3 separate regions of the Homo sapiens genome follow, and regions 2 and 3 are each linked to region 1. A link is an interaction called in ENCODE POLR2A ChIA-PET data of the cell type or tissue named here. Cell type or tissue: MCF 10A. All regions are shown on one strand.

Evidence for each region. ChIA-PET counts read pairs that join two places held together with the same protein. Peaks named below come from ENCODE experiments on the same cell type or tissue, not always from the same donor. Only the 100,000 strongest peaks of a DNase experiment are listed, where the experiment ranks them.
Region 2: POLR2A ChIA-PET joins it to region 1 with 5 read pairs; 1 of 35 experiments calls an interaction of 5 or more read pairs at or near these places.
Region 3: POLR2A ChIA-PET joins it to region 1 with 8 read pairs; 4 of 35 experiments call an interaction of 5 or more read pairs at or near these places.

The regions. Positions count from the first base shown.
Region 1 is chr1:232,867,488-232,871,487 of GRCh38, reverse strand. The region is part of intron 4 of LOC101927711 (a long non-coding RNA gene); the gene reads right to left. Among named protein-coding and RNA genes, the nearest start is that of MAP10, 64 kb to the right of the region's middle. In MCF 10A, no CTCF peak of the experiment used is centred here; a DNase peak (open chromatin) is centred at 2,347.
Region 2 is chr1:232,935,641-232,939,640 of GRCh38, reverse strand. No RefSeq gene overlaps it. Among named protein-coding and RNA genes, the nearest start is that of NTPCR, 13 kb to the left of the region's middle. In MCF 10A, no CTCF peak of the experiment used is centred here; a DNase peak (open chromatin) is centred at 1,710.
Region 3 is chr1:232,676,215-232,680,214 of GRCh38, reverse strand. No RefSeq gene overlaps it. Among named protein-coding and RNA genes, the nearest start is that of LINC01745, 40 kb to the left of the region's middle. In MCF 10A, no CTCF peak of the experiment used is centred here; a DNase peak (open chromatin) is centred at 1,554.

The sequences.
Region 1 (4,000 bases):
CCACGGCACCCAGTCCCATCGACCACCCAAGGGCTGAGGAACGCGAGCGCACGGCGCAGGACTGGCAGGCAGCTCCACCTGCAGCCCCGGTGCGGGATCCACTGGGTGAAGCCAGCTGGGCTCCTGACTCTGGTGAGGACGTGGAGAGTCTTTATATCTAGCTCAGGGATTGTAAATACACCAATCAGCACCCTGTGTTTAGCTCAAGGTTTGTGAATGCACCAATTGACACTCTGTATCTAGCTGCTCTGGTGGGGCCTTGGAGAACCTGTGTGTCGAAACTCTGTATCTAACTAATCTGATGGGGACATGGAGAATCTTCGTATCTAGCTCAGGGATTGTAAACACACCAATCAGCGCCCTGACAAAACAGGCCACTGGGCTCTACCAGTCAGCAGGATGTGGGTGGGGCCAGATAAGAGAATAAAAGCAGGCTGCCCGAGCCGGCATTGGCAACCCGCTCGGGTCCCCTTATACAATGTGGAAGCTTTGTTCTTTCGCTCTTTGCAATAAATCTTGCTACTGCTCGCTCTTTGGGTCCACGCTGCTTTTATGAGCTGTAACACTCACTGTGAAGATCTGCAGCTTCACTCCTGAGCCCAGTGAGACCACGAGCCCACCGGGAGGAACGAACAACTCCAGACACGCTGCCTTAAGAGCTGTAACACTCACCGCGAAGGTCTGCAGCTTCACTCCTGAGCCAGCGAGACCACGAAGCCACCAGAAGGAAGAAACTCCGAACACATCTGAACATCAGAAGGGACAGACTCCAGACGCGCCACCTTAAGAGCTGTTAACACTCACCGCGAGGGTCCGCGGCTTCATTCTTGAAGTCAGTGAGACCAAGAACCCACCAATTCCGGACACAGAAAGACATATGTCCTCTTTTAAGGCATTTCAATTGATTAAAATCCACCCAAGATAATCTCCCTAATTTAAAGTCAACTGATTAAGGACTTTATTTATATCTGTGAAGTCTCTTCACAGAAGCACCTAGGAGAAAGTGCGTGCATGCTACAGAATGCCTGCGTCTTCCCTTCCACCCTTTATGAGAGAGTATCTGGTATAGCCCACCCCTCTCACATACTGGGAAATTCTGGGGAATGTACCCTAGCCTAGCTGAATTGACAAACCACAAAGCCATCATAACAGCATAACACACACACACACACACACACACACACACACACACACACACCACAATGAAATAAGAAATAGCATAGGCAATGAGACAACCAAATAAATGGAGGCTAGAATAGATGAATATGTATGTGCACACATGTGCATTTGTGATCTAGTTTCCTCTGGCCCTTGATGGACCAGCGGTCCCCTCAGTCTGTGACTGAGATGAAGGACAGAAAGAAGTACTGCTGCTCTGGTCAGTCTCAAAAGACAAAAGATGCCCCCTGAATTCCAGCTTGACCATATGAGATCCTTGCTTCTAGGTAGCAGATGGTTGTCATTTTGTACAACAACAATCAATAAAATATATAGTCAACTATGTTGAAAATGTCCACAATGGTCCCACTGGGCATGGTCTGACCAACCAAGCATGAATTTTTTAAGAAAACTGAGTCTCTTTTTGGTTAGAGCATGTTCACTTTGGGCCAGGGGCAGTGGCTCATGCCTGTAATCCCAGCACTTTGGGAGGCCGAGGCGGGTGGATCACGAGGTCAGGAGTTCAAGACCAGCCTGGCCAAGATGGTGAAACCCCATCTCTACTAAAAATACCAAAATTAGCCAGGCATGATGGCAGGTGCCTATAATCCCAGCTACTCAGGAGGCTGAGGCAGAGAATTGCTTGAACCCGGGAGGCGGAGATTGCAGTAAGCCGAGATTGCACCACAGCACTCCAGCCTGGGCAACAGAGAGAGACTCTGTCTCAAAAAAAAGAAGAAAAAGAGCATGTTCACCTTGATTTTTCTGTCAGGCCAGGATTGGACTGTTTTTCTTCTGTTAATAGGACTCTGCTGTTGATACCAAGCGTTGTTGAAACTCAGCTCATGCTGAAACTCACATCTAAAGACCAACACTGGCTTTCAGGTATTTCATAGAGCATGGCTCCTATTGTGTGATTGAACACCACTGCATTCTTTGAATGAGTAATTCTATCAGGTCATGGATCTCAAATAAAACAGCCAAAAAAGGTGGGGGGTAGAGGAAAGAAACCATGGCTTCTTGGGATAATTATTTCTTTGCACGCATTGAGTATTCTTAGTGAGAAAGTGTGGTGGTCATTACTGCTATGCCTACTCTCGAGTTTTTGAAGCTCACCCTAACCTAATTAAGTGTCTGTTTGCCCTTAGGCCCGGCATGTTCACTAGATGAGGCAACAGCTGCAACACTGCCAGAAACCACGGGAAGGGCGAAATATTTGCTGGTTGCTGCTATTTGAAGCCTTGCCAGAATCAACAATGATGGTCTTAGGCATTATCAGCTCATTTTAAAAATGTATCCTGACAGATGCTGGTATGCTCCTCCTGAGAGGCACACATCAGTTCTCATGGCCCCCAAAGCAGTGGGATGGGGTTGTTCAAAAGTTCAAGTGGGAGAAGGTGTTGGAAACTGATCTATTCCAACTCAGTTAAACAGGGAAGTGTGGAGAGGTTGCATGTTTGGTCTTATTTGGGTAAAGTAGACAAAGCAATGCCCTCGGCCTTCAGTGTACACAGGTGACACCTGTAAGAATTCATTTAAATGCAGGTTTCTAGGGCACACCCAGAGATTTTGACTTAAGTTTTGGGGGACATAGGAACATACTTTTTTGTTTTTTTGAGACGGGGTCTCACTCTGTTGCCAACATCTGCCTTCCGGGTTCAAGTGATTCTCCTGCCTCAGCCTCCTGAGTAGCTAGGACTACAGGCGTGCGCCAGCTAATTTTTGTATTTTTAGTAGAGACGGGGTTTCTCCATGTTGTCCAGCATGGTCTCGATCTCTTGACCTCAGGATCCGCCTGCCTTGGCCTCCCAAAGTGCTGGGATTACAGGCGTGAGCCACTGCGCCCAGCCAGAATATACATTTTTATAAGTGTTTTACAATGTGATTCCAATGAAGGTGGTTTTAAGAGGCACTAGTGTAAAGAAGAGAGTTTAGAATCTTGAACAGAATCTCAAAAAGCTGTTTTAATTTTATATATAGTTTTAAAATTTAGCAAGAGGGGGCAGAACCCATTGAAGCAAGCTATAAAATCTCATTGAAAGGCACAAAACCAGAGCCAAAATGAACTGGGAAGTTTACCTCGTGCCCAATGGGAGAACTTACCATTGAAAAACAATCTCCCTTAATGAATTTGTATTTTGAAGGTAATCTCAATCGGAATGCCAATGCATTTGGTGTTTTCTGGAACTAGTTTGGAGGGGTGGGGAACATGCCTTACCAGATAAAACTATAATAACCCTAATCAAAATAGTAAGGGGTTGACAAAGAAATGGATGATTAGATCAATGAACTAGAACAGAAAGACAAGAAAGAATACCAAGAATATATAATCAATGTGACATTATTTGCAGTGAGAAAAAAGATGTTTAATTGTTTATCTGTCAGGAATAAAATACAGTAGATTTCAATTTCACTCCATGTGCAAAAACAAACCTAAGATAAATGAAAGATCTAAATGCAGCAATTGACCAATAAAAGTATCAGAAAATGTAGGCAAATATTTGTATAACCCTGGGATGAGTAAAACATTCTTACACATGACAGGAAATTCAAGATTTATAAAGAAAATATAGGACATATATAACTATATGAATTTAAAATATTCTGTATAATGAAAGATATCATAGATAATGCCAGAAATCAAATAGTAGGAAAAATTATTGAACACACATATGGCAACCAAACAGTTAATATTCTTCATAGTCAAAGCCTTCTAAATATTGATGCAAAAAGGACAAATAATGCAATAAAAAATTGGCAAACTTTAAAAAACTACTAGGTAAAATTTAAAATTTGTAATAATGTCTGTCACTGTTAAGGTTGTAGAAAAAATTAGTACCTG
Region 2 (4,000 bases), 68 kb before region 1:
TTGTATAGCATAAGGAATTTGCCTAAGGACAGGATTTATGGTAAATATGTGTTTACAGTAACATCAAGGTTGTTTTGACCTAAGAGCAGCATTCACAGTAAGTAGGTGGAAGTAGAAACCTTTTTTTTTTTTTTTTTTTGAGACGGAGTTTCGCTCTGTCGCCCAGGCTGGAGTGCAGTGGCGTGATCTCGGCTCACTGCAAGCTCTGCCTCCCGGGTTCACACCATTCTCCTGCCTCAGCCTCCCGAGTAGCTGGGACTACAGGCACCCGCCACCACGCCCGGCTAATTTTTTGTATTTTTAGTAGAGACGGGGTTTCACCGTGTTAGCCGGGATGGTCTCGATCTCCTGACCTTGTGATCCGCCCGCTTCCGCCTCCCAAAGTGCTGGGATTACAGGCTTGAGCCACCGCGCCCGGCAGGAAGTAGAAATCTTAGAGGTATTCCTGGAATGAGTGTTAATCAGAAGTCAACATGGCGGATGGATGAACATCCAAGATGGAGCTGCTTTTGCCTCCACACCAAGCGTCCTGTAGCCTCCTGAACTTCTAGTTCATTTCACTTATGATTGTAATTGAATGATGAGTTGTTTAAATTTATTTAATGACTTCCACTTCTGCTAAAATGAAAAAACCTTCATGAGAGAGGAACTAAATGAGGTTTATTCACTACTCAATTCCCAGTATCTAGATGTTCAATTAATGCTTGCTAATTAAATGAATTTCTAAACTCCGTAGTTCATTTTTCAGTGGAACATTTTTGAACTCCTCCTTTGTGTTAAAGGTCTTTGGGGGAAAAAATTACAAACGTATAGTAGCAGTCTACTGCACACACTAGCACTCTGAACAGATAGAATTGCAGTGTCAACAATCATACCGATCACCTCTAGTAAGTACAGAGTGCTTATTAGGCATTTTTGGGTAATAAAAGACGTATACAACAGGGTCTTTGCCCTAAAAATACTTATAATCTAATTTTAAAAACACATCAATGCACATAACACAATTAGTTAATGATACAAGTAAAATCTGTATAAAAATCAACACTATGGATACCTCACACCCACTAGGGTGGCTACTATCAAAACAAACAAACAAAACCCAGAAAATAACAAGTGTTGATGAGGATACGGAGCAATTAGGACCCTTGTGCACTGAGTTAGATCTGCTTAAGGTTCATACATTGCAAGTTGGTGATGCATTTTGTATCCCGTTAATATAAAAGACCTCCTTCATCTGATCTTTTTTCCTTAGTTTCTTTGTTAAAGAAACCAGTGGTTTGTCCTGTACGGTTTTCACAGCAGATACGAACACACAGTTTTTGGTGTTTATATCACCACGGCATTGTTTAGCTTCTCCCTCTGTTCCTGTATTCCTTCTAAATTGACCCAGTGACCTGCTGGTGAGCCTAAGTGCTTGTTGCCTCTCCCTGATGTGTCGAGATACAAGTGAGGCTTGTAGAGTTTCATCATCCTCAAGTAGCAGCTTCTCCTTCTCTTATCATCATTATCAAAAAACTGAAAGTTTATCAGGCTCACTTCCTACATGCCACACACTGTGCTGAGCATGTACACATATTGTCTCATTCAACATTTCACAATAGTCTTATGAAATATCATAGTACAAATTTAACATTCATTTTAGCCGCCAAGCATCTAAACTCTTTCCTATGTTTGGGGAATTGCCCACCTTATGAATAGGAGACAGAGTTTGCCTCTTTCTGTGCCAGATAGCACATGTCCAGCCAGAGCAGAGAGACAAAGGGAGCCAAGTTCCTTGTAATTGTTTGAGCCACCGAATTACTCTCACCCAAAGCCAGCCCTGCCTCGGGGCATATGAAATTATAAAGTCTCAGTATCGTTAGAGTCCTTGGCAATCAGAAAAAAAGTCTAACTGATAGGATGGAAAGATGCTTATGAAATAATGTGGAGTACACGAAACAGCATAGGATATTACATGTGCAATGTAATTACAAGTGTATAAAAATAAAATTTAAAACAGCTGCATAAAATAATCAGAAAAAAGTCATCAGAAAGAGTAATGGTCATGTGGGTGAATTGTGGGAAAATGAGTTAAATTTCATCACAATACTTTTCTGTATGTAGTGTCTTCCAAATTATAAATAACATTTTTGAAAATATGCACATATACACCCCCACTTCTACGCACACACACACAAACACATTATGTTGTGGGATTCAGGCATGGCCAGGAATAAGGACACTCATGCCCTACACATGCATTGTATCGGGTGAAGGAAGGACATCTTCTGGCCTGTTCTAATGCATAACTTGATTTGATTTCATTTCCCTATGTGACTACCGAGTGCTTTGCTGAAATTCAAATGTATCGAGGCATCTTTAGATCCATTACCACTGCGGATCAGTAATTGCCCTGAAAATGGCTGTCACTAAAGAAAAGGCATAGCCATAACCCTTTATGTGGGCTCTGTGCACTGAATTGGGAAAGCAGCTGAAAGTCTGCGTGTGGCACAGGAGATGCTGGGTGAGCTGAGAGGAGACCTTCTCTCATGCACAGATGTGCATGCACGGACTGCACCACATCTGCAGCTCTGCTTAAGATGAGTCGAGGGGAGGAAAAGCTTCACTGCAAATACAGTTGACTGAAGTTCTGAAGAAAGCAAGGGAGCAAATCATGCAGTAAGCTGAGGGAACAGTATTCCCAACAGAAGGAATAGCAAATGCAAGGTCTTTGAGGTATATTTAAGGAATGGGAAGGAAGCTAGTATAGCTGGATCAGAGTGAGCTAAAGGAAGGGTAGTAGAAGAGGATTATAAAATATTGTGTAATTTTTTTAAAATTACCTTTAACAGTTTAAAATTTATTTTATTTTATTTATTTATTTATTTATTTTTAGATGGAGTCTTGCTCTGTTGCCCAGGCTGTAGTGCCATGGCGCCATCTCAGCTTACTGCAACCTCTGCCTCCCGTGTTCAAGCAATTCTCCTGCCTCAGCCTCCTGAATAGCTGGGATAATAGGTGCCCACCTCCATGCCTGGATGATTTTTGTATTTTTAATAGAGATGGGGTTTCACCATGTTGGCCAGGCTCCTCTTGAACTCCTGACCTCAAGTGATCCACCCACCTCACCTCCCAAAGTGCTGGTATTACAGGCGTGAGCCACCACCCTCGGCCCCAAATTAAAATTTAAAACAGAAATGGGATCCCATATAACTATGCTTTTCACAAAATGATTGCAACAATTATTCAAAATTTAATTTATAGCTTACTGAGTGCATTAGTCAGGGTTCTCCTGAGAAGCAGAACTGATAGGATGGGGAGAGAGAGAGAGAGAGATTTGCTTTAAGAAATTGGCCCACACAAAATCTGCAGAGTAGGCCGTTAGGCTAGATAATTTCTTCTTGAACGAGGAGGTAAGTCTTCATTCTATTCAGGCTTTCAACTGATTGAATGAAGCCTACCCGCATTATGAAGGGCAATCTGTTTTACTCAAAGTCCACCAATTTAAATGTGAATCTCATCCAAAAACACCCACACCGAAACTTTCAGGAAAACGTTTGGCTAAATATCTGAGCACCTTGGCCCAGCCAAGTTGACACATACAATTAACCATCACCATGAGTGATGTGATCTGGTAATGATTTCAAGTAGCTTGTTCTGAGTTAAAGTTGTATGATATCTGTCTTCATCTTCAGTTCCTGTCATTGTGTGATTGCTGTGATTGTGTGTTGGGAGAGCATTTGAGGTCAGAGCCAGATGGCCTTCCTACTCTCTCGTGTAAATGGCCCTTCACTCATTCACACATCCATGGACAGACACTCTCACTCACTCTCGCTGAGGGGCCTGCCCAGGCGAAGGAGCTTAGCCAATGCTCTGCCTCCGTGGCGTTGAAAAACCTCTCACTGCCACACGGGTTACTTCTCTGGCTCCTTCAAGTCCATTTCCTCTCTTAAGAAATTCTCTCTATTTAAAGATGACTCCACTAATAGTCTTGCCTTCTGTGCCAGATATACTTTGATCA
Region 3 (4,000 bases), 190 kb after region 1:
TTTCTCTGCCTTGAATGCATTTTATTCTTCCTCCTATTACTCCCCATCCTGGCAAAAACAAAAATAAATACTAACCAAACCAAAAAGAAAACTATTACCGTCCTTCAAAGCTTTCACCAAAGGACACAAAACCTTCCGTGATGACCCCAGCCAAATTAGTTACTAACCACCTTCCTCGGCAATCTTAGTATCTTTTTTGAGCCTTTGGTTGTAACATCTCCTGGCACTTACTCCGGGGTCTTAGTTGTTCGTGTTCATTTCTCAGCTCCATAGCTAGATTGCAGCTCACCCGAAAATGAGTTTTTCTTTTCATCTTTTTATTCCCTTAAGTGCCTAGCACAGTTGGTGTTCCATAAATATTTATTGTATTAAAGTGAAGAATGCTACAAAGTTACCATTAGAAAGGAGGCATAAGTTCTGGTGATCTATTATTGTACAGTAGGAAGCCGTGGGTTACAAAAGAGCTAGAAGAGAGGCTTTTGAATGTTCTTACTACGAATAAATGATAAATGCATGAGGTGATGGATATTTGGTCATTATTTAACATATATATATGTATGGAAACATCACGTTGTACCCCATAAATATGTACAATTAAAATGTGTCAATAAAAATAAAAATAAACAATAAAATACAAAATGGAAGGATAGCAAGGCCTTCCAGAGTGAAGACTTTGGAAGGACAATGCTGAATTGAACCTGAGTTGCGTGGCCTTTGTTTAAATCTATCCTCATCTGTACAACCGTGGGTGCTATTACCATATTGCTGACTTATTAATGCACTTCTAGCTTCTGGTTATCCCACGCCTGTTTCAAAGAGTCTTTAGTATTGTAATGATTTCACATACTGGATTAAATTAACAGAGATATGAAGCCACTTCCTTTAAAACGCCTAAATGAGGCCGGGCGCGGTGGCTCACGCCTGTAATCTCAGCACTTTGAGAGGCCGAGGCGGACGGATCACGAGGTCTCAGGAGATTGACCATCCTGGCTAACATGGTGAAACCCTGTCCGTACTAAAAATACAAGAATTTACCCAGCCTGGTGGCACGGGCCTGTAGTCCCAGCTACTCGGGAGGCTGTGGCAGGAGTATCGCTTGAACCCGGGAGGCAGAAGCTGCAGTGAGTTGAGATTGCACCATTGCACTCCAGCCTGGGTGACGGAGCGAGACTTTGTCCCCCCAAAAAAGAAAAAAAAAAAGACTAAATGAGAGGCTGGCAGAACCGGAAACCCAGGGCCCCTGACTCTGAGCTCTCTGAGCTCCCCATCTCTAACCCAGCCTCTAACAACTGCAGCCACTACAGCAGCAATAATGCCCTACACTTCTGTGGCACCTTCTTCCCTAGGCTTTCATGGAATTCTATAAGCAGTAATGAATGCGGTTTAGACTGTACACTCCATTGTATACCCTGGCCATCAATTAATTAGTTAATTGCCAAGCTAGGAAGGCATGCTTTGTGTATAATTTTATGAGGGCACGTACCAGGGTGACTCATATTTGCAGGTCTACTCAGAGGTACACACATGCTGTGGCAACAGAAACCATCCCACAGCCAGCAAGGCTTCCAGGGACCTCTGAGGCAGGTGCTGTTTATTATAAACTTCCCACTTTACAGTGGGCGGAATGAATCACCAAAAGGCCGAGGAGCTTTTCCAAGGTGTGAGGAGATTGGTCTCAAACTTTGTTTGAAGGCTGTTCTGTTTGTTCAAATGTGTTTCAAAGTGTTCAGAGGAAAGGGTTCGTCCTCTTCAAACAACCCGTGTTAACAGAAAACTAAACCGTAAAGTCCTACTAGAACTTGACACTGAACACTGACATGGGAGGTGGAGAGGGCAGAGGTTTGAGAGGCCGCCTGTGTCCCAGTTGAGTCTGGTCTGCAGAAAGGAAGCTAGCTGGTGACTCCATGTTCTGAGGAAGTTTTGATTGAGGGGTGTGGACAGTAAGCTCTGAACTTTTTAAAAAAAGATCTTTTGGTTTTGCTTTTAATGGGCAGATAAGTATTAGATATATTAACTGTGTACAACGTGATGTTTTGATATGTGTATACATTGTAAAATGATTACCACAAACCAACTAATTAACCTATCCATCACCTCACACAGTTTTTGTTTTGTTTGGAGATGAGAAAACTTAAGGTCTGCTCTCTTAACAAATTTACAATATGCAATAAAGAACTGTTAACTATGGTCCTGTAATCACCCATTAGCTCCCCAGAATTTATTAATTAATACACTAGATCCCTAGAATTTATTAATCACAACTGAAAGTTTGTACCCTTTGACCAATATCTTATCCCACCCACCCAGCAACTAGCATTCTAATTTTACTCTTGCTTCTGTTAATTGAATTTTTAAATATTTCACACACAAATGAGATCGTGTGGCGTTTGTCTTTCTGTGTCTGGCTTATTTTACTTAGTATAATGCGCTCCAGCTTCATTCATGTTGTGGCAAATGGCAGGATTTCCTTTTTATGGCTGAATAATATTCCTTTATATACACACACCAAAAATTTCTTTATCCATTCATTCATCAACAGACACTCAGGTTGTTAGCATGTCTTTGCTATTGTGAATAATGTTTCAATAAACATGGGAGTATAGATATCTCTTCAAGATACTGATTTCATTTCCTTCAGATACATACCCAGAAGTGGGATTGCTGGATTTAAAAATGGGCAAAGGACTTTAATAGACATTTCTCTAAAGAAAACATACTCACGGCCGACAGGTGCATGAAAAGCTGCTCAGCTTCACTAATCATCAGGAAAATGCAAATATAAACCACAATGAGATATCACCTCACATCTGTTGGGATGGCTATTATCAAAAAGATAAGAGAGAAGAAGTGTTGGTGAGGGTGTGGGCACATGGGAACCTTGCACACTGTTGGTGGGAATGTAAATTGGTACAGCCATTCTGGAACAGTATGTGGGTTCCTCAAAAAATCACAAAGAGAACTGCCATATGATCCTAGTCTGCCTTTAACAGAATGTAAACCAAGAGTGTCTGGTGGGCTCCAGAACTAACTGGCAAGGCCAAGAGGCAAAGCTTTGCCTGCAGGTGCCTTTCAGTGCAGGATTGTGTTAAATGCAGTAAGCACGCTGGGGAAGGCTCTTATGGGCAGGTGGTGCCAATGGGAACCTGGAGTCTTTGGAGTGAAAATCAGGGGTGAGGGTGGGGTGAATGGAAATCTCAGTAGGGCATTTTGCACATTTATGCATTTATCCTGCACTCACATTAGCGGGTACTGCATCAAGATTTTAATGTATTTCATATTGAGTGTTTTAGTGCTAAATATTTAGAGAAACAGTTTACATTTAAAAATGTCATAACATGCAATTACAAATGCCCTAAGATCTTACTGAGTCCTCAGTTATTGTCTCTAGTTCTTGAAGGCCTACTGCCTACAGTCCTTATTCAATTAACTTTATTTTACTTCATTTTTTAACCACACAGAAACTTTCTAAACTCTTTACTCTTCTGGGTCACATTTCTGAACCAAAGGGGGACATCACTATGGTGAAGACAGTGTACTCTATCCTCCTAAGCTCCGTACATCCTATATCTCATGGTATTAATATCTTACCATATCAGAGCATATAAAGTATCAGACTCCTACCCAGGTTGTGGCTACCGTGGTTAGCAGGCCTGGGTTAAGCATCATGATCATCACTAAGAACTTCTTCCATGTTGACCCTGAGCCATCAACCAATGCTTTCTGGAGATGACTGTTGAATATTCAGCCAGCTGTGACTCTACCTAAGAGAACTCATGTGGCTTATGTGTCACCATTTTATCCATAAAAACACCAAGAGGGGCTTAAGTTGGCATGATACATTCTTAGTAAATCTGAGCTGTCATCAATAATTTTATAAATGTTGACAAACCATCTGCCTAATAACCTGTTGTGTCATTTTCCAATATATTTTCATAGTTTGAGCAAGCTTGGCTTCAGGGCTGTAACCAAGAACCCCATTTTCTTTAAAAAAAATGAATTA